2 separate regions of the Mus musculus genome follow, and region 1 is linked to region 2. Evidence: chromatin loops called from intact Hi-C (ENCODE). Cell type or tissue: left cerebral cortex. All regions are shown on one strand. Links, peaks and the distances in the headings refer to the core of each region. The heading gives the core; the rest is flanking DNA. Region 1 holds the start of Slc22a23 (solute carrier family 22, member 23). Region 2 holds the start of Tubb2a (tubulin, beta 2A class IIA).

Evidence for each region. A loop is a pair of places that touch in the nucleus more often than their neighbours do. Peaks named below come from ENCODE experiments on the same cell type or tissue, not always from the same donor. Only the 100,000 strongest peaks of a DNase experiment are listed, where the experiment ranks them.
Region 1: it touches region 2 in a loop (1.9-fold over the local background); 2 of 42 quality-filtered maps call a loop at or near these places.

The regions. Positions count from the first base shown.
Region 1 is chr13:34,339,621-34,349,549 of GRCm38, reverse strand. Slc22a23 (solute carrier family 22, member 23) reads left to right here and starts at 4,332. Exons shown (of 10, transcript NM_001382849.1): 1 at 4,332-5,391. The coding sequence starts at 4,753. In left cerebral cortex, for the core only: CTCF peaks have their summits at 4,205, 4,968 and 7,112; DNase peaks (open chromatin) are centred at 5,575, 6,753, 7,173, 7,444 and 5 more places; H3K4me3 peaks cover 4,740 bases; H3K27ac peaks cover 4,612 bases.
Region 2 is chr13:34,072,737-34,082,665 of GRCm38, reverse strand. Bphl (biphenyl hydrolase-like (serine hydrolase, breast epithelial mucin-associated antigen)) reads right to left here. Exons shown (of 7, transcript NM_026512.1): 7 at 8,592-8,990. The coding sequence ends at 8,903. It overlaps Tubb2a (tubulin, beta 2A class IIA), which reads left to right and starts at 4,658. Exons shown (of 4, transcript NM_009450.2): 1 at 4,658-4,793; 2 at 6,009-6,117; 3 at 6,378-6,488; 4 at 7,138-8,388. The coding sequence starts at 4,737. The coding sequence ends at 8,198. In left cerebral cortex, for the core only: a CTCF peak has its summit at 4,550; DNase peaks (open chromatin) are centred at 5,694, 6,050, 6,574, 7,220 and 4 more places; H3K4me3 peaks cover 3,099 bases; H3K27ac peaks cover 2,288 bases.

The DNA.
Region 1 (9,929 bases), core at 716-8,715, 270 kb before region 2:
GTTTTAGCCAAACTTTTTAAAGCAATTGGGCCCTGCTGATCCCACTTGTAGTGGGAGTAGCTTTTTGCATGGAAGACTTTGTTATCTTCACGGGATTTGTGAGCAGGAAGGATGAATTTGGCTTGCAGCAGACAAGCAGGTGGCCTCTCCTCCAGGTAATACCTGCAGCTTTCCTTAGGAGAGCTCTTGTGACATTTTTATTACTTCTGCTGCCTCAGAATGAAAGTAGCTTTTTCATTTTGATTTATGATAGGTTTTGTAAATGTCAAATTCCTTGTTAAAGAGTAAGAGTTGACATTCCAGAAGCCAAAGGATGATAAAAAATAATGTTTGAATACTATATACGCAGCTTTAGCTGTGAGATGCTGATGCACATCACAATTTGGGAACACTCATAGAAAGCAAGGTAACCTATCCTTCAAACAAGCATCTGAAGGGAAGAAATTAAGCTGCTATAAAGCCAAAAAAGAATGATGCAGTACATGATTTGCCAAGTTATAATTCAAGAATAAAGAAAATTAATAGATGAGCCGAAACAATCCAGAATACATTTAGTATGACTTGGCTTCTGATTAAAGTTATTTAACCCTGACGCCAATTCCTTGGGATTAACTTTTAAAGTTGGATATCCCTCAATTTTATAGGTAAGCTGAAGTCATTTTTTTTTTTTGTCCTCCTGCTATGTTCAAGGGGAAGAAATTATCCAAGCATATTACTGACTAGGTTGCATCGTATTTTCATTATCTCAGGTTTTGGGAATTGCAGAGTGCTAGATTACTTAACAGAATGTCAAAGGAAGAGAGATGACTCAGCTTCTTTGTGTGCACTCAGGATGCTAATGTGCACTGGGGTCAGGAACTCAGATGGAGATGTTTGCAGGGGCCAGATGATGACGTGACTGTGTGCCAGGCAGTGATAAAGACAAGCTGGGTAACCCTTGCCTGCTCACTGTATTTCAAGTGAGCATGGCCCCATAAATACGGGGCAAGGAAAAGGCCAGACATCTGCTATGTTAGGAGTATTCCCAAACACAGTTTAAAAACATGTTCAGTCCTTCCATTTTGAAATGCTGGCAGTGATGTGTTTTTTTTTTTTTTTTTGGAAACTTTACATATAGTCTGTGAGCTGCAAAGCCAACAGACAACTTCCTATCCAGAGCAATCCACTAACCACAATAGCTCACAAGTCATGGGATTGTCAAGTTCAACTGAATTCTTAAGTTGGCTCAGCTGAACACTTGCTTGAGAGATTAAACAAATATGAAAAGCTTGCTTAATGACTTAAGAGTCAAGGTAAAGCCTTTGTAGATCTTAACAGAGGACATCATCAGATGATCACAGCTGGGTGTACTCAGTCACTCCGCAAGGACACACTGAGAATCTCACATGTGCAGATATTGTTATCACTTCCGGGAACACTGCTGAGCAAGGGAACTACTAGGTGCTTACATTCTGGAGGTGGAAGGTAAAGCCAGTATGTAAGTAAGTAAGTCAAACAACGGCTAACAGCAAAGGCCATCCAAAAAATACGGGGTGGGGTTGTTGCTAGTTGAAAACAACCAACTTCTGTATACTAGCTGGGGGGGGGGGGGGCGGGGGGAGGCTTTAAACACTCACCTTGGAGGCCGCCATCCACTCTGGAATATCAATTTTGCTTTACTTCATTGTTCTAGGGCTCATCCTGAGGTCACCTGTGGTGCGTTTTAATAAATAGAGGGCCAGTTTATTCTAAATTAGTTACATTTTAATCGTCTTGACTAGATTTGGGAGAAATGTTGATCCAAGAGGGACTTAAGGAAGCCCCTAATCTAATCAGTAACTTAATTACAGCGCCTGGGTTGAGGCTGCTGCTGCTGCTGCTGGTGAATTCCAAACATTTGGTGTTGGTTTCATTCGGCTTTAGCTTTAGAGAGCACCATTTTTCAGCATGTCTCCAAAATCTCAGAATGTACCATTTGGGGATTGTTGCTAGACTTTGGAATAAGAATAAAGAGCTTTAAAATGAAGGTCCTTCTAGGCCAGGGCTGTACCCACCTTAAAAGCATACAAATAGCCTTTCCTTAAGAAGGCAAACAGACTTCATTTTATAGCCCCTACTTTTTGTAGGGTTCTAAGCTTTGTTTTATTGTAAATATGTAACGTATACAGGATGCTTTGGTATTTATGTATGTAGCAAAGTGATTACTCGTCAAATAGTATCTGTCACTCCTTTTAAACAAACACTGTTGTAAACTCTTCTGTGGTTGGTAATCTGTTCCTACATGTTGAAATGAAAGAACCCTCGAGGTTAGATGACTAGGGATCTAAAACCAGTGGTTTGTCAAGCATCTAACGCTCACTTCATCTCAGCCCTGGAGGAAAGAATTGAATGACTGTGGATCTGAAAGCAACCCCCTCCAAAGTTCCCCATGATTCTTCTCCCAATTAGATGAGCCATTGCTAAGATCAATGGCTGTGTTTTGCAGTGACTTACAAAGTTTCAGCTAGGTTCCTAGTGAGCAGCTGAGCAAAGGAGTCAGACCCAGACACGGAGCAGGCTTCCTTTGAAAGAACCAACACGGAAGGGGAATGAGAGAAAGCCTGGCTTGTTACATTTCAGTCAGATAAGAAAATGTAGGTTGTGTGCAGAGGGTGGAGTCAGTAATAAATATCTAACATTCATTCATTGAATGCTGACTCTGTTCTGTTGGGGTGTGGGGTGAGCGCGTCCCAAGGATTAGCTCTTCAAGTGATGAGGGGAAGAAAAGTTAAACTAACCAATAAAGTGAAATTAGGAGAAGAAGGTGGAGGAAGAGGGTAGAGGGGGAAGGGGAGGGGGAGGAAGAGAAGGAGGAAGAGAAGATCACATGTATTGGCAGGTTGCACTGTCACTCCTGATTTTGAAAATAATACTTTATTAGATTATAATCATTATACTGCATGATGGGTTTCATAATGACATTCTCACTCAAGTATGTCATTAAATGTGCTTAAATTTCCAGACTGGGTTTCCCAGACCTTTAGTGTCTTCTGCAGCCTGTGTCTCTTCCGTCTATTGTTATCTAATCTCCCCTTCCCAGCCACTCAGGAAAATTCACAGTTGGGTTCCCCAAAGTCCAGCTCTCTGGCAGTCTTCAGAAATAGTTCTCTCCACGTGTCAGAATTTCAGCAGTAAGTACATGTTGACTGGAACATTGAGCTGCATGCTTAAAAAAAAAAAGTCTCCCACTAAATTATACAACATGCAGCTGAGAAAATAACGGAGATGCTTAAAGAACGCATTCCATACATGTACTCGCAGGATATGCTTTTGGGAAAAGAACGCGAGCTTCCTTCCCCTGTGCTAAATAAGACTAGAGATAGATTGCTCCATTTAAGATTTCCATTAATTCCATTAATAAACTTCTCAGAATATGAAATGTCTCGAGAATGTAGTGAGGCTAAGATGAAAGCCGCATAATTCTCACTGGTGTCAGGCCTGGCACGCAGGAGAAGATATGCTAATGCGGCCGTTTGCCGCAGGGCTGGTGTTATTTATATAGTGCTAGCTGGGCAAGGCTGGCTCTGGAGTCTGGAGTGCCAAGAGCATTTGGATCTCCTGTGAGGTGTAGATGTGTGCGCGCCTGTGCGCAGAGCATAGGAATTGTGATTCCGAGACCTTGGGGAGGGGGTGGGGCAGGCCGCCCTCATTCACGTTTGTATCGAGTGTGTGGCTTCTGTTGAAGGTCTAGCCTTCTAGAGTTGTGTTTATTTGACATTCATTCTGGAGCACAGAAAGAAATGGCGATTTGGGGCGGGTGCTGCAGTAGGTCGTGTGTGACCCAGCGTTGTAAGGGGCTGTCATCCTAAAATTGGCAAACATGCCTCCTTGCCCCAGCTCCGTGACCATAAAAAGCTGCCTTATTTGAGTCTGGAAGAAGAACAGAAGGTTGTTCTGGAAGACAGGCAACCCTTGGGCTCAAGACCAGGAGTGGGGTGCCAGCCGCCAGGCACCTCGGAAACGAACAGAGGTCACGGAGAGCCGGTGTGCCCGGGGCGAGGTCCCTTGCGGCTGTGGGACTTGAGACTGGCAGACGACACTGTCCTCTCACTCCCAGCCAGTGCAGACTCCTTGGTGACCCCCGTCCCCCGCGCCCAGAGACCACCAGGGATCTTGCAGCGGCCCGGGTGTCCCTCTCCCCGCCCCTGCGTCTGTCCGGGCGGTGGCGACACGGCCCGGCTGGAGGGGGCGCTCGTGCGCAGGAGCGGCGCAGCAGGTGCCGCGGTTACCTCCACCTCGGCGGGGGGAGAGGGGGCGGGCCGGGGCGGGAGGCGGAGGCCGGCTCGGTGAGCCGAGAGCGCGGCCGGCTCCGCAGGCTGGCTGCGAGCTTGCGGCTTCCGGGAGCGCCCGAAGTCCGTGGAGGATCTCCCAACCCGCGGCCGCCGGCGGCCCCAGCACAACGCGCACCGGTGCCCGCAGGGCCCCGAGTCGCGACAAGGGCGCGGGTCCGGCTCCTCCTCCTCCCCGGCCGGCGCGCATCAGCGGAGAGCCTCGTAGCTAGGCGGGCGCCCGGGCCGCGGCGCGGATGAGCCGCGGCGGCTGAGGACTCGAACGGTTTCTGCCCGGCGCCCAGGGCACGGGGGTGCGCGGGTGACATGGGGGTGGCCTGACTCGCCGGGCCCGGAGCACTCTCTCCGGCCGCGGGCCCTCCTCCTCGGCGGCGGCGCTGTGCCCGGGCGCCCGCCGAGCTCCGCCGCGCTCTATGCGCCTCTGCGGGAGCCGCGGGCCCTGGCCATGGCGATAGACCGGCGGCGTGAGGCGGCGGGTAGTGGTGCCGGGCGGCAGCCGGCCCCGGCGGAGGAGAACGGCTCCCTGCCGCCCGGGGACGCGGCGGCCTCGGCGCCCCTCGGAGGGCGCGCGGGCTCCGGCAGCAGCGCGGAGATCCAGCCACTGCCTGCGCTGCACCCCAGCGGCGGCCCGCACTCGAGCTGCTGCGCGGCGACAGCCGCCCCGAGCCTCCTGTTGCTGGACTACGATGGCTCCGTGCTGCCCTTCCTCGGGGGCCTGGGCGGCGGCTACCAGAAGACCCTGGTGGTGCTCACCTGGATCCCGGCACTGTTCATTGGCTTCAGCCAGTTCTCGGACTCCTTCCTTCTGGACCAGCCCGATTTCTGGTGCCGCGGGGCCGGCAAAGGCACCGAGCTGGCGGGTGCCACTGTCACCGGCCGATGGGGTGACATGGGCAATTGGACCAGCCCCTCGGCCACCCCCTTCTCCACTGCCTCCTGGGGGACCACGAGCAACCGAAGCAACAGCAGCGACACACCACCCCTCCCATCCCCTCCAGGCAAGGGGAACAACGACTCAAATTGCGACTGCCACGCGTGGGACTACGGCATCCGCACTGGTCTCATCCAAAACGTGGTCAGCAAGGTAAGGGCCACGACCGCCGCGTCCCCGCGTTCTTCTTGTGAACCTTTTTCTTCTGACCTCGGTCGCCTCTGCTCTGTGCTCCATCTCTCATTCTCTGCAGACTTAGGTCCAAACCTACCCAGTTGAGGAACCCAAAATGTTAGCCTGTGTACGCACAACCCCGCATTGACTGGGCTCCCGGCTGTCCCTCAAAGGAGATGCTCTTACTTGGATGTGAAGCCAAGGCTTTTTTGCCGCCCTCTGCGGTGCCCGTGACGCTGCATCCGCTTCAAAGAGACCGACTTAGCCTTTTCTAATATCCACACAAACTCCTGTCCCAGTGCACATATGGAAAGGGCTCCCCTCCCCCGAAAGGTTCAAATCCTCTCCTCTATCTAGCTAAGGTGTCAGACTCACTGATGGCTCAGCAGGGGCCCTGGAAGACTCAATCCCTCTTCTAGGGCTTCTCCTTGGAGCCAGGACATAGCCATGTTCTTTCTGCAGGCTGCCTGTCCCTGTGTCTCCCACTAAGAACTAACTATCCAAGAGAAATAGTGTTCTACTCTCAGATATTCTTTCTAGCAGATGTCAGCCTCCCCACACGTGCCTTGAACAGATTAAAGCCAATTGAATCCAAGTTATAGACAAAGAAGCAGAGCCCTTTAAAAAGTTCCCTGGCCAACCCACCCCCACCCCAACCATGAGTTGTCCTTCCCAGAGATCTGACTGTAGACTTTAATGTGTTCCCTCAAATACTTTCTCAGGACTTCAGTAAATAGTCCCATAGCATAGGAAGGTGGGAAGTTTGCAGGGTGTCATCGCTGCTCCTGTACAGCACCTGCTCTGGTCTCAGGCATTGAGACCTGGTGAACTGGTCCCAGTTCGCACTTTGTCCTCCCTGTCCCTTGCAAAGGTCTTGCATTCTGTGTGGTACAGCAGGAGTGTTCTGAGAGAGTTGTATATCACCCTAAAAGTGGACAATACTGTTAGACAATTGTAACCCTAGGTAACCATAATTTTCCATTTTCTTGGCCTGTAGGAAACACTGGATGCCACCTAGTTAAGCAACTTGTGAAACATTTGTAGTTTCTGTCCCTTCGGCAGTTTAAACAGTGCAGTTGGGACAGTTCTGAACTGTGTAAAGTGCTCTGTCTAAATTCAAGAATGGATTTGGACAGTTTATAATTGTGTGTGTGTGTGTGTGTGTGTGTGTGTGTGTGTGTGTGTGTGTGTGTGTAAAATCCAGCTCTCTGCCCAGTGTGTGTTAGTAAACAGTTGTAGCTCATGGATCTGTAAGATGAAACTCTTACATCATCTTAATCATTGTTTTAATCTTGTACCAACCTGGCCAGAAAATGCTGTGTCCTGTGGGAACCAAACCGTCTGGCTTAGTGATCTCTCTGCTTTGCAATATAATTGAGAAGATCCTCCTAGCTTGTCTCATCTTGACTCATCCTCCCCCCCTCCCCCCCAGCCTCTCCCTTCCAAAGGTGCTTCTGTAACTGATTCCCATTCATGGAGGGCAGAGACAATTTTAAAAAGAACGACAACTACCTAAATTGCCATGGGTGCTTGACAACAATAAGGATTTGGTAACACTGCTGAGTACTTGAAGCCTCTTTTGAGAGTGTAGGAAGAGTACTGGTTTGAAGGAGTGTGCGTGAAGAGGGCTTTGTGCTAGAGTCAAGTTGGAAGTTAGCCGGTGGAGCAAACCAACCATTACTCTAGCGGTGGGACCAGGAGACAGCTACTCATCCCCTGCCAGGCATGGTGTGAAGCAGGAACAAAAATAGTTCTTGAAAACAGACTAGATAGAGTCATATTGGAAAGCTGGGCAAGTTTTTAAAATTAGCATTCAGGAGGGCGAACTCTGTGTGTGTGTATGAATGGAGGGGACAATGCCTGACAACACACGGTAGTTACATGTTACAGGCAAGATGACATAGAGGAATGAAGGCCTGTGCACAATAATTAGAGGCATGCTTTCTCATACTGTAAAGGCGAGGAAGGACATATTGATTTTCACAGAGAAATATGCTCCAGCAAGAGGACCGCCCTTCCACCACGTTCTGCTAGGTAACAGTGCTTGAAAGAGCTTTTCCAGCACATTTTGGCTCTCTGGCGGACTTCTCCCTCTGCTAATTGTGCTCGCTGGATTCTGTGCCTATGCACAAATGTAGAAATCTGACTGGGATGCTGCTGGCATTTTACAGTCAAGTGTCTGTCTAGTTTGAACACAGTAAACTGATACAGAGGAAGCCTTCACCTTGTGTCAGTGGATACGACTTCAAGGTTGGAGAAGTTGTCCTGTGTCCCCTTCCCCTCAGGATGTCTTCAGCATGCAGCGTGACTCGTGGAGCTGGTGTGTTCCTGAGACACAGCCCTGTCACTTCTAGCCCTAGCTGTTGGTTGGGAATACATCATCACATTTGCTGTCCTCATACCTGGATGCTGTAAGAGATCACTTAGCTCCAGAATGTTAGAATGAAGATGGTTCCCTGGGCTCTAAGCTTTACCCCCTCAGGGTTACACTCCTGACATGCCCTCATTACTTCAGTTTAAACCCTTCCACAAGCGGGGCTCTGTCCCAAGCAGGCCAACCTGCCCTTCTTTGTAAAGAAGCATGGGTTTTGGTGAATTTCACTAAAGTTCTCTCATGTCTGTCAGCTTACTCCTGAGTATGCTTGGTTTTCCAGCATGGGATTCATATTTTGTTCTTGTTCTTCCCCTCCCTCCCTCCCTCCCTCCCTCCCTCCCTCCCTCCCTCCCTCCCTCCCTCCCTTTCTTTCTCTCTCTCTCTTTCTCTCTCTCTCCTTCCCTCCCTCCTTCCTTCTCTCTTTCTTTCTTCTCCTTCCCTTCCTTCTTTCTTTCCTTCATTTCTTCCCTTTTTTCCTTACCCCTTACCCCTCTGTTTCTTTTCATTGTTGTTATCTTGTTTTGCTTTTTTTCAAGACAGGGATTCACTGTGTAGTTCTGGCCGTCCTACAACTCACTCTGTAGACCAGGGTGACCTTGAACTCATAGAGATCTACCCTCCTCTACCTCCCAAGTGCTGGGATTAAAGGCATGCACCAGTATGCCCTGCTTTATTTAGTAGTTTCTTACTTGGCTGAAAAATGTCCACCTATTTCATGTGTTCCATTCATAGCAAGGTCAGCCATATTGGCTGCTACATGAGTATCTATCTGCCTCTTATACATGGTACCAGAGCACAGCCAAGCAGCCACTGCATGATCTACCCTAAAAGGGAGACTGGGCAATGCCTCCACTAATGGCGCCTATGGAGGGTGCACCATCATCTTTAGCAGATATGAGGTACTTCTGTCTGCATACTGTGGCCCCCAGGCTGCCTTGCTTTCACTATTAGGTTGCATTTAGTGAGGACGTTTCTGCTTCTACAGAAGTAGCTTGAACAACAGCTCCAGTTTCTTCTAAGAGGTTTCGAGTGTTAACATCTCTCCTCTTGGTATCTTTATTGTTTTTTGTTGTTATTGGGTGTTTGTTTGTTTGTTTGTTAGTTTTGTTTAGTTTTGTTTTGTTTTTTAAGACAGGGTTTCTCTGTGTGTAGCCCTGGCTGTCCTGGAATTCACTCTGTATAACAGGCTGGGCTCTAATTCAAAGATCCACCTGCCTCTGCCTCCTCCTGAGTGCTGGGACTAAAGTGTGTGCCACTATGCCCAGCTAACTTTATTAGTTCTTGTATTTGTTATGCATACCCCAGGCTTTTCATCATAGAATTTACAATTCCTTCAGAGTTATGATTGTAGTAATGATGATGTTGGCACCACCTTTATTTTGTGCAGCTTTTTGTAGTTTCTCTTACATGAATTATTCCCTTTGCTCAATAATAGTAACCCAAGGCCAATTTTAACATACCAATATCACCGATTACAGAAAATGAACACACATTTGAATGGATTCTCATAGGAGACAGGTATTCAACAAACTTCCGTATCTCTGTTCTAGCATTCTGTGTTTGATGCTGAGCAGAGCTGTCAGTGTCTTCTTGAGAGGATGAATCAAATAGGTCCCTTTCCCAGAATAGCAGGTTTGGGGTTCTGAAGATGGGTGGGTCTGGACTTGGCTCCTGTGGCCCCCTTTTCTCATTTTCTATGCTGCAGCCCAAAGTTTCTCCTGCTTCTGAGATTTTAATAAATATTTTTTTAATTAAAAAAGCAACCTCATGTATGTTGTTCTTAATAGTTAACACAACTCAACCTGTATTGTTCTACATGACTATAGCTGGCTGCTAACACTCATTGCCTCCTTGAATAATCTCTAGAATTTGGTCAGGAAACAACGCCAGCTAACCTTCCCAAGCCTTTCTTTTTTTCCCAGTAGTTGTAGTTTAAATTGTTCACTCATCTCCTGTTCTCATGAATTTGCAAAGAGTTCTGACCTTTGTCTCGGAAGCTGTTTAATATCCTGACAAGTAATTTGTATCCTTTTTCTTGAAGTTATTTAAAATGACTTCAGTACAATGTAATTAAGACTAAAACTAATTTATACTATCATTGCAATGGTAATATTTTATTAAAAGAAGTCCACAGTGTTATCCT
Region 2 (9,929 bases), core at 741-8,740:
GATTGGTTGATTCATTGCTTTGTGAGCCTGTGCTGGACGTGTACACTAGGGTGAAGGTGAAGGAAGGTGTTATGTGAACGGAGGCTACAAATGGGAAAAGAAAGAGGAGGTGGGACTAGAGTCCCAGAATCCCCCACTAGTGGACTATCTCAGTGAGTTAACTTCCTTCTACTAAACCCCACCTTTTAAAGGTTCCACCACTCCTTATAGGGTCAGAAGTTAGGAAGCAAGCCTTTAACACATGAGCATTTGGGGAGTATGGAAAATACAAACTATGGCACGGAACATGAGTTGATTGTGATTTATAAAGGAGCATATGACACAGAGCGAACACATGTTGAACCTTTGGCAGAAGCCCAAATAAACCTTCCCCATCTTGTTTTATCGGATATTTTGACACTGTGGCAAGAATAATAAGAAATACAAGTGCCCTGAGTAGGACAGGGAGAGAAGAGGGCAGAGAGAGGGAGAAGGGGGTAGAGGATATGATCATGCCAGCTGTAAAAGCTCAAATTTTTGTAACTAGCATTGTCATGTGGCAGGTGGTATTGTAAGCGTTGTCACACATTAGTCTGTCAGTCTTTGTAACAGCCCCAGGGGGGTGCAATTGTCCTTCAGTGTTCATGGAAATAGGCCAGCTCCTTAGACGCATCAAGTCTCTTCTATAAAATGGTACAGAATCTGCGTGGCCTATACACAGCCTCCTATGGACTGCACATTATTTCTAGATTTCTAACAATGCCTGACATTATACACATCACGCTGTATCTACTGTGTATGTCATATCATACTGTTCGGACAATGACAACAGTCAGAAGCATTTATTGCAAATATTTTTAACTCCTTAAATATGATTAGATGAATGAACATATGCAGAGGAAGTGGGGAAGAAGAGGTCAGGTGTTTGGGGTTTGTACCCTCACTCAGGCTCTGTGGCCTGTCCTCTTACCAGTCAGAGAATGGGGTGGGGGGGATTCTTCCCCTCACACAAAACAGCCGTGGCTATGTGAAATGATCCATTTAGAGGATGTGGTATGTATGGTCCAGGTGATGGAGAGAATGATAGCAGCAGGGGTGGGGTGGGGATTGCATATGTCTGAGACTCTGTGACATTGTGCTTAAGTCAAGGAATAAAAAGATGGCATTTGTTCTTTTTTCTTAAAAAAATTATTTAGCTATTTTTATGTATATGAGTAAACTCTTACTGTCTTCAGACACTCCAGAAGAGGGCATCAGAACCCATTACAGATGGTTGTGAGCCACCAGGTGGTTGCTGGGAATTGAACTCAGGACCTATGGAAGAGTAATTAGTGCTCTTAACTGCTGAGCCATCCCTCCAGCCCCTAGTATTTGTTCTTAATTACAAAGGCAAATATTTTAAAATTATGTTCAAAAGGAAAACGCCTCAACCCATAAGTGGAGGAAAAGGAAGATATTGCCATCAGATGTCAATAATGAAACCACACACATCTAGAGATGAGTGGATACGTTAGACCTCTTAATACTTTCTAAAATTTTAAAGTATTTTATGTGTGAATGTGCACTCAGAGGCATATGGGAATCAAAGGAGAACATTGTGTGAAGTCAGTTCTCTCCGTTTGTCTTTATGTGGGATTCAGGTATTGAACTCGGTGGCCAGGTTTGTATGGCAAACATCTTTATTTGCTGAGTCTTCATGCCAGCTCTAAATTTTAAAATTTTATAACCAAGACATATACATGTACATAACACACATATATACATATGTACATAACACACATGTATTCATGGGCTTAGAGCTCAACCTGAGTTCAAGAGGCCTGGAGGTGCCTCTCCCATCTCCAGTGGTGATTGGCTCTTGTGAAAAGAACCCGACACATTCTTGGAGGTGCTTGGAAACCATCAGTAGGCACTTAATTGTTATCAGGTGCAAAGTGAATACATTTGGTGGTGTTAATGTCGAAACTAATGTTTCCAAAATTTTAGGACCCCTGTTAGTGGGCTGACCAATCTGTCTCAGGAATGTCTGTCACCTATAGAAGGAACATCTGTCATGGTTGCACCTAACATGGGATGTGCTCACAGAATATGGTTTGCCAAAGCTTTCTCATGAGGACCCTTCCTGGCGGAGCCCGGTGAAGGCAAAGTGAGAAACTTGGCAGAGTGAGAGGCCTGAGTTCATGCCCAGGCTCTAGTCCACCCACTAGTCTAAACTCTGTCACTGCTACTTTGTGAAGCCTTTGGGGCACAGATGCTGTTGGTAACAGTGGTTCTAAAGCAAAGAAATGGCCTGTGGTTGGAGGACATTGTTGTCCTTTGCTACCCAACACCTGTCCAATAACCAACAGAACTGCTCCTCTTAGACAAGAAAAACAGATAAAAGGAGGGAACGGCTATTAACCCCCCCCCCAAAAAAAAACCCATCTTAGAGACCTGTTCTAAAGCAGGGGTTGGGAGGGGGTGTTACTTGGCTCATCTCCTCCTGTCATGCACCCTCCCTCCACAAGCAGCTTTGCTTTGTGATAGTATGAGGGAGTTTGGATATTCATACTGGAGAGAGAGGAAAGCAGACTCAGCCCTCAGATGAGTCACTTTGGGCAGGGCAGGCATTGTTTGAAATCTGTGTTTCTCTGGCTATACACTAATAGACATCAAGGCTGGACGCCCGATGGTGGAAGCAGGCTGACTCGAGACAAGGTCCAAAGCAGATGACAACACAGTCACTGTTCACTTACTTTCAGGGCCACTCAGTGTCCAGAGCACATGGGGTGTGGCTTGTCCTTTAGCACAGTATTTTCATCTGGTGATGTAGGCTCAAAGGTGAGCTGAGTGGCTGGAGGATCCAGCTAGGAAATGGTAGAAAAGCATCACTACTCTCTGCCTGCTAAGGAGCCTCACATCCCCAGGATCTCTTCCTCTCTTCCGCTTGGCCTTAAACTTCCATTAGGAATGAAGCCACAAACGCTAGGAGGCAACTGTCTCAGGAAACCTTTGTGAAGTGCCACAATCAGTGACATTCTCCAAAGCCATTTCGGCAGAGGTTCTGGAACCTTCTAGCTATTCAGGAAGACCCATGATGTGGAGATGGAGGCAGATTGGGGGAAAAACTCTGAAGGCCAAACCTGGGACCCAACAGCTTGGGGATGGGAAGGAGAAAGAAGAGCACTTAGGACATCTATTCCCATCTGAGGAGGCCCCAGCACAGCCTGCCTGCTAGGATGGAGGAGCCTGGAGGCCTGGGTCCCTGAAGCGGAATCCACGATGATGTAACTTCACCTGGGCTTAATCACGAGTGACTGGCTGTGGCTCCCACCTCAGCAAATGACCCAATATTAACATGGCAAACAAGATCCACATTTACAGCAGCATCCCCTTGGACTTTATGAAGGCATTTTCACTCCATAAACTCAACCTGCTTTCATATACACCTTCTCATTTCCTGTTCACAAAGCCAGCTCCACGGCACCTATAATTATTTAGTATTTGAAGAAACTGGCTCCCGAGAGGAACTGGTGGAAGCTCCTGTTTACCCCTCCACTGTGCCAGACCAACGAAGAGTAACTCCTGGTGGACCAGTCCTAGCGCCAAGCCTAGGGTTTCTGCTAATAGAAAAACTGCAGGTTCTCGGGCTTCCTCAATTTGTAGCTGGTCAGGTTTTAAACCTTGCTTTTCTGAGGGGAGGAATCTGGGTAGTGTTGATGCCTTTTGTGGGACAGACAGTACTAGCCGAGAGAAGGAAATGTGAGCCCTGAATGTGGGCTGCAACCGTGTTTTTATATTTTCCTGGTTATCACATTTTTAAAAGTGAAAACAAGTGAGTCATTTAACAAATATATTTTAAGCACTGTGTCCAAAACGTGATCACTGTGACCTTTTGTCAGTGAGGTTCTTTGGCTAACTTACCCAGCCCATGAAAACCAGTGTCTCTCTCAGACCAGCATCTCAACTCACACTCACTATATTAGCTACCTCCACTTCCCTCCCTTGCTCTCTCGCTCCAACACGTGTCTGAGAGCAGAAATTTCGACTTTTAAGAGGCTTTTAGGACCCAAGAGTCCAGACCAGAAAAACGTCACTCTTCCTCCTCTATACCTAGCAATCGACCTGTATAGCATCCTTGTCGTCCTTGAAACAGTCCAGACCCTCACTTGATCCTCCCCTCTTTCCTCCCAAGCGGTATCACGTCTGGCTTTCTACTCGCCCTTAGTTACCAAGCAGACTTGAAAGAGAGAACCGGGCTGCAGTTCAAGTCCTGCCCAGGATGCAGGCACCCTTTTTCAGAAAGGACATCTAGTAGAGATGCATTTTCAGTTCTGGGCTTCATATCCAAGAGCGAGGCCACACCTGTCCTGCTACTGGGGAGGCAGGAGCCCCATCTGTAGTCCCCAGAGTGGTGGGAAATGAGCAGTGTGGGAGCAGAACCAGAGTGTAACCTAAAGGTCTCGACAGTAGACAAACACCTCAGGTGGACACTGAGGGGAAACCAGCAGGACCGGCTGGGGGGGCGTAATAACCCTAGGAGGCTGGATACAGGCGGGTGCCCCGCACCTCGCACCGCGCCCCGGCTCCCTCTCGCGGTGCCGCAGTCCCAGCCGCGCCGCCCCTCGGCTCTGCCCCCATGACGTCAGCGGGACTGGGCGGTCCCCGGGTATAAAAGGCGGTGCTGGGGGAGGGCGACTGGTCTTTTGCGCTCCTTAGCCCTCTGTCCACGCACTGCTCCGAGGGCAAGAGCCTCCACCCCTTCTACAACCAGCACCATGCGCGAGATCGTGCACATCCAGGCGGGCCAGTGTGGCAACCAGATCGGCGCTAAGGTGGGCTCACCCCTAGGGAAGAAATGGATGAGGTAGTCCCATCCGGTCAGGGTCCCAAGGTTGCGTGGGGAGAGGGGTAGGGGGGGGTGTCGCGGAAGCAGGCCGAGCCTAGGGGATCCAGAAGAGCCCCGGCTGGTGTCGCATTCCACCGCTGGCTACTGGGCGGGCCGGGTCCTGAAAGCCGACCAACTTGCCAGGATTGGTGCGACAAGGGTGTCTTAAATTAAGGTCCATTACATTGCTTTGGGACACAGCCCTTCTGCGGGGTGCAGCTGACATTAGTCTGGGTTTTTTTCGTGTCTGAAATTTGGGTTGGGGGGGTCACTACATGTATTGAAAAAAATCTCATGTCAAATGTAATTCATATATATATATATATTTCTGTCATTTGAATGAAAAAAATGCAGTGTCATTGGGTTGACAGATGTTACAGAGGCGTGTCTTTGGGCCAACAGACGAGGGTGTTAGACAAATTCTCTTACAAGGGCTCGTTTAGATGTGACATAAAACATTATGGTCCTCTTTTTTCTCTGCAAGACTGCTTGGAATGGGGGCTGTGAGACCCGACGGCAGTGGGGAGACAGCAATGGGTATTTAACATGGGTGTGGGCGGGTGCCTGCACAAGGACATGGTCTCTTTCAACACCGCCATATTGCCCACCCAACCTCCCCACTCCCTTTCCTGCTGCCAAGTCACAATGGAGGTTACATCCTGAGGATGGCCAGCTTTTTCCCGGGGCTGCCAGACGCCCTCTCAGGATTGTACTGCCCATCCCCGAACATTCCTAGCCAGGGTCAATACCCGAAGCCAATATGTAGGTCAGTGGTATAAAACTGGGCTGTTGAAAGCTGTCATGGAGTCTGTGCCAGCAGCCATTGATCCCTGGAGGCACAGGGGGCGGGGCACCTGATTTTCCCTTCTGCCTTTCCCATCCATCAGCCTGTATGTGTAACATTCAGCCTTGCCTGGAGTGATAGAAAGCAGCTGCCTCTGCAGTTCTGCGAGATCCGCTGTGCCCACTTCCTTCTCCAGGCTCCTCCCAGCCCTGCATCTGTGGTCATAATATGGCCGATGCACTGCGCATTCCCAAGACCCTCTGCAGCAGCAGCTGCTGCCCAAATACATGGAGGCCCGCAGCCCACTAGGCTCTTGCCCTGCTGTCTTTCTGGTGACAGAGAGATTCTAAGCATGATGTGGGATTGTCTTCATTTCAGTTTTGGGAGGTGATAAGCGATGAGCATGGCATCGACCCCACTGGCAGTTACCATGGCGACAGTGACTTGCAGCTGGAGAGGATCAATGTGTACTACAATGAAGCTGCTGGTAAGAGTTTGGATGTCAGTCTCGCTTTCCATACCGTGACAGAGAAAGCAGCCTACCAGCATGCAGACAAGGAAATGGTTTTTTTGCATATTCATTTTTTTTAAAAAAGCACTTCATAATTCCTGAAGACCTCTGCATGCTTTGTGTCTCCATTTTCTTTTTCCTCCTTTGTCTCAATGCTGGGATTTCTGCAATGAATTCTTTTGCCACATTCATCTCCTTTCTCAAGCCCAATTGTAAGTCAGCTCTTGTCCCCACAGGCAACAAATATGTACCTCGGGCCATCCTAGTGGACCTGGAGCCGGGCACCATGGACTCAGTGAGGTCGGGACCATTCGGCCAGATCTTCAGGCCAGACAACTTTGTGTTCGGTATGTTGTGATGCTCCATGAGAGCTGGCCAGATGACTCACTCCCTTCCTAGCAGCCGTGGGCTTTACAGTTCTGTGTGCAGCATCCAGCTGAGCCTGTGTCCCACAGACCACAAGTCCTGGCCTAACCTAGGCAGCTGACAAGATCATGTCTGTGGTCACTCTTGACAGCTCAGAGGAGAGTGTGGGCCTGGTAGAGGCTGTGCAAGGCCTCTGTGAGGAACAGTGTCTGGGGGCAGGGGAGGAGGGGATGAAAGCCTTCAAAGAGGGCATTACAGGCTGCAGGGGATTTCAAAGGGCTTCTGATGCCAGGCAACCACTTCAGTGACCAAGGTGAAGCCCAAATGCTTACAGCTGCCTTCCCTGCCTCTTTAATTATACCTAATTAAGGGTATTTACAGAATGCTCTCTGTGCTTAAGTTTAGAAGCTACTGAGTATTGTTAAAATGTGTCCTCTTCCTTGATTCTTTCTTTATTATGATCCTCAAGGTTTTTGAGGTCCCTGGATACACTGACAATATTTCTTTCTCATAAAAGTATATCTAAAAGACTACTGAATGTTCTCTAAGGCCACTTCTACCATTTCCTCTACAGTCCAAGGACACCTCCCTGGATTCCTAACTGTCTAATATTCTCTTTTTCTCTTTCAGGCCAGAGTGGTGCAGGAAATAACTGGGCAAAAGGCCACTACACAGAGGGGGCCGAGCTGGTGGACTCTGTCCTAGATGTGGTGAGGAAGGAGTCTGAAAGCTGTGACTGTCTCCAGGGTTTCCAGCTGACCCACTCACTGGGGGGAGGCACTGGCTCAGGCATGGGGACCCTGCTCATCAGCAAGATCAGAGAGGAGTACCCAGACCGCATCATGAACACCTTCAGCGTCATGCCCTCACCCAAGGTCTCTGATACTGTGGTGGAGCCCTATAATGCCACCCTCTCAGTGCACCAGCTGGTAGAGAACACAGATGAAACCTATTCCATTGACAATGAGGCTCTGTATGACATCTGTTTCCGCACCCTGAAGCTGACCACACCCACCTATGGCGATCTCAACCACCTGGTGTCAGCCACCATGAGTGGAGTGACCACCTGCCTGCGCTTCCCAGGCCAGCTGAACGCAGACCTGCGCAAGCTGGCCGTGAACATGGTGCCATTCCCACGCCTGCACTTCTTCATGCCAGGCTTTGCACCTCTGACCAGCCGGGGCAGCCAGCAGTACCGAGCCCTGACGGTGCCCGAGCTGACCCAGCAGATGTTCGACTCCAAGAACATGATGGCTGCCTGCGACCCTCGCCATGGCCGCTACCTGACCGTGGCCGCCATTTTCCGTGGCCGCATGTCCATGAAGGAGGTGGATGAGCAGATGCTCAACGTGCAGAACAAGAACAGCAGCTACTTCGTGGAGTGGATCCCCAACAACGTCAAGACGGCCGTGTGTGACATCCCTCCTCGTGGCCTCAAGATGTCAGCCACCTTCATTGGCAACAGCACTGCCATCCAGGAGCTGTTCAAGCGCATCTCGGAGCAGTTCACTGCCATGTTCCGGCGCAAGGCTTTCCTGCACTGGTACACGGGTGAGGGCATGGACGAGATGGAGTTCACCGAGGCGGAGAGCAACATGAATGACCTGGTGTCTGAGTACCAGCAGTACCAGGATGCCACGGCTGATGAGCAGGGCGAGTTCGAGGAGGAGGAGGGTGAAGATGAGGCTTGAGAACTTCTCAGATACAGTGTGCACCCTTAGTGAACTTCTGTTGTCCTCCAGCATGGTCTTTCTATTTGTAAATTATGGTGCTCAGTTTGCCTCTGTCAGAAATTCACTGTTGATGTAATAGTGTGAACCTCTTTCAAGATCACAGTATTGTCTCAGAAATCTATATGAATAAAAAAGCATGTGTATAAAATCTATGGTCCTTTTCTCTTCAACATTTTTTTTTTCTGAAATAGAAACCATCATGGGACTTCTGCTTAGTGTTTTAATTGTTAGCATTCCAGATACCGTATGAACTTGTCAAGTCTAGGACTAAGGCAGAAGCTTTTAATTTTCAGGCAATAAAAGTATGCTCTCTATTTAAGAAGTCCTAAAATAGCAAACAGGAACACTACAAATGTTTCCCATAAATTTTATTTGAAAACAAATCATGGTAAGAACTTACTCATAGACGATGATAGAGAGTTAATGTTAAAAATGGAAATGTTCATGTTTCTTCAGCTATTGAAGCTATAACCTGATTTCGGTATGCTATTTTTCCTGTTTGCATAGAGTCACATTGCAGGGAAGATAGAAAGCCTGGCAGGCCTGTCTGTGAGCCGAGGCCAAAAGCAAGGGAAGGCATTTTGGAGCATCCAGGTAACAGGCAATGACATGATCTTTTAACACAGAATCTGCTGGACACCAGCGGTCTGTCTCCTGGACTTTCACTGTAGAAAGTCTTCTACCAACCTGTTGAATTCGTCTGCAAAGCGTAAGTGTAAGTTGTGCTTGCCTTCTGGCATCAGATGCAACCTAGGAGACAGCAAACTTTTGATCAGTGGTATGGATACATTAAAAATGCTTTCCCCTCTTCAGCAGTTGATGGGAATCTTTCAGAACCAAATAAAGTTTCCAAGAATGTGAATGTCGGGGTGAACTCCCTTGGCAGTTCTGACCACCTCGTAAGGTAAACCATAAGGTTTTCCTTCACTGAACAGTGAAAATATGTCTGGAATCACATCAGGGACATAAATGGTTTGACTGGAAAATGATGGAGATAGTGACCTGGTAATTACTTTAAGAGTCCATTTTTAACCAACTTGATTTTTTAAAAGACTACTGAGAAAATGACTAAAGAATAACAGGGGTGATAATGATTGGCTGTAACCCTAATTCTTCAAAAAGAAGATGGCAAAAATAAGAGAAGGTCAGGATTCACTGACTTGCACAGGTCAGTTCTTTTTGTGGTGGGAGTGGTGGGGGGAGGGGGAGGGGGAGGGGGAGGGGGAGGGGGAGGTATCTGTATAGTGATAGTGCTAAAGCCAAATAGGAATTCTCAGCCAGCAGCAGCCTTTGTCCAAGGTTCTAAGGACTCCTGTCAAGTTCAGAGTGCAGAGCAAATAAGCCTGACTGCGGCCAGCAGACAGAAGGAGAAATGCCTTAGGAATTTGGGGTGGGTGTTGGGGCTCAGCAGCAGTCATGTGTGCAGAACCATTTCTGCAGCTGCCACATCATGTCTTTGATGGGCCCTTCTGTGCTGGAAAGGCCTTTTTCCATTTAATGTGATTTTAGTCAAAGGGGAATGATTTTCGATCTTTCAAAAAAAAAATACGATTTAAAAAAATATTTTACTTAGTAGCTTCTAAAATGGAGAAATAAAGTTTAAACAAAGCTTTTAAGTGGTCAAGCCCAAGTTCAAGCCATGTTGTCAACAGTGACAACTGAGTGTCAAAGGAATTAGACTGGAGCAAA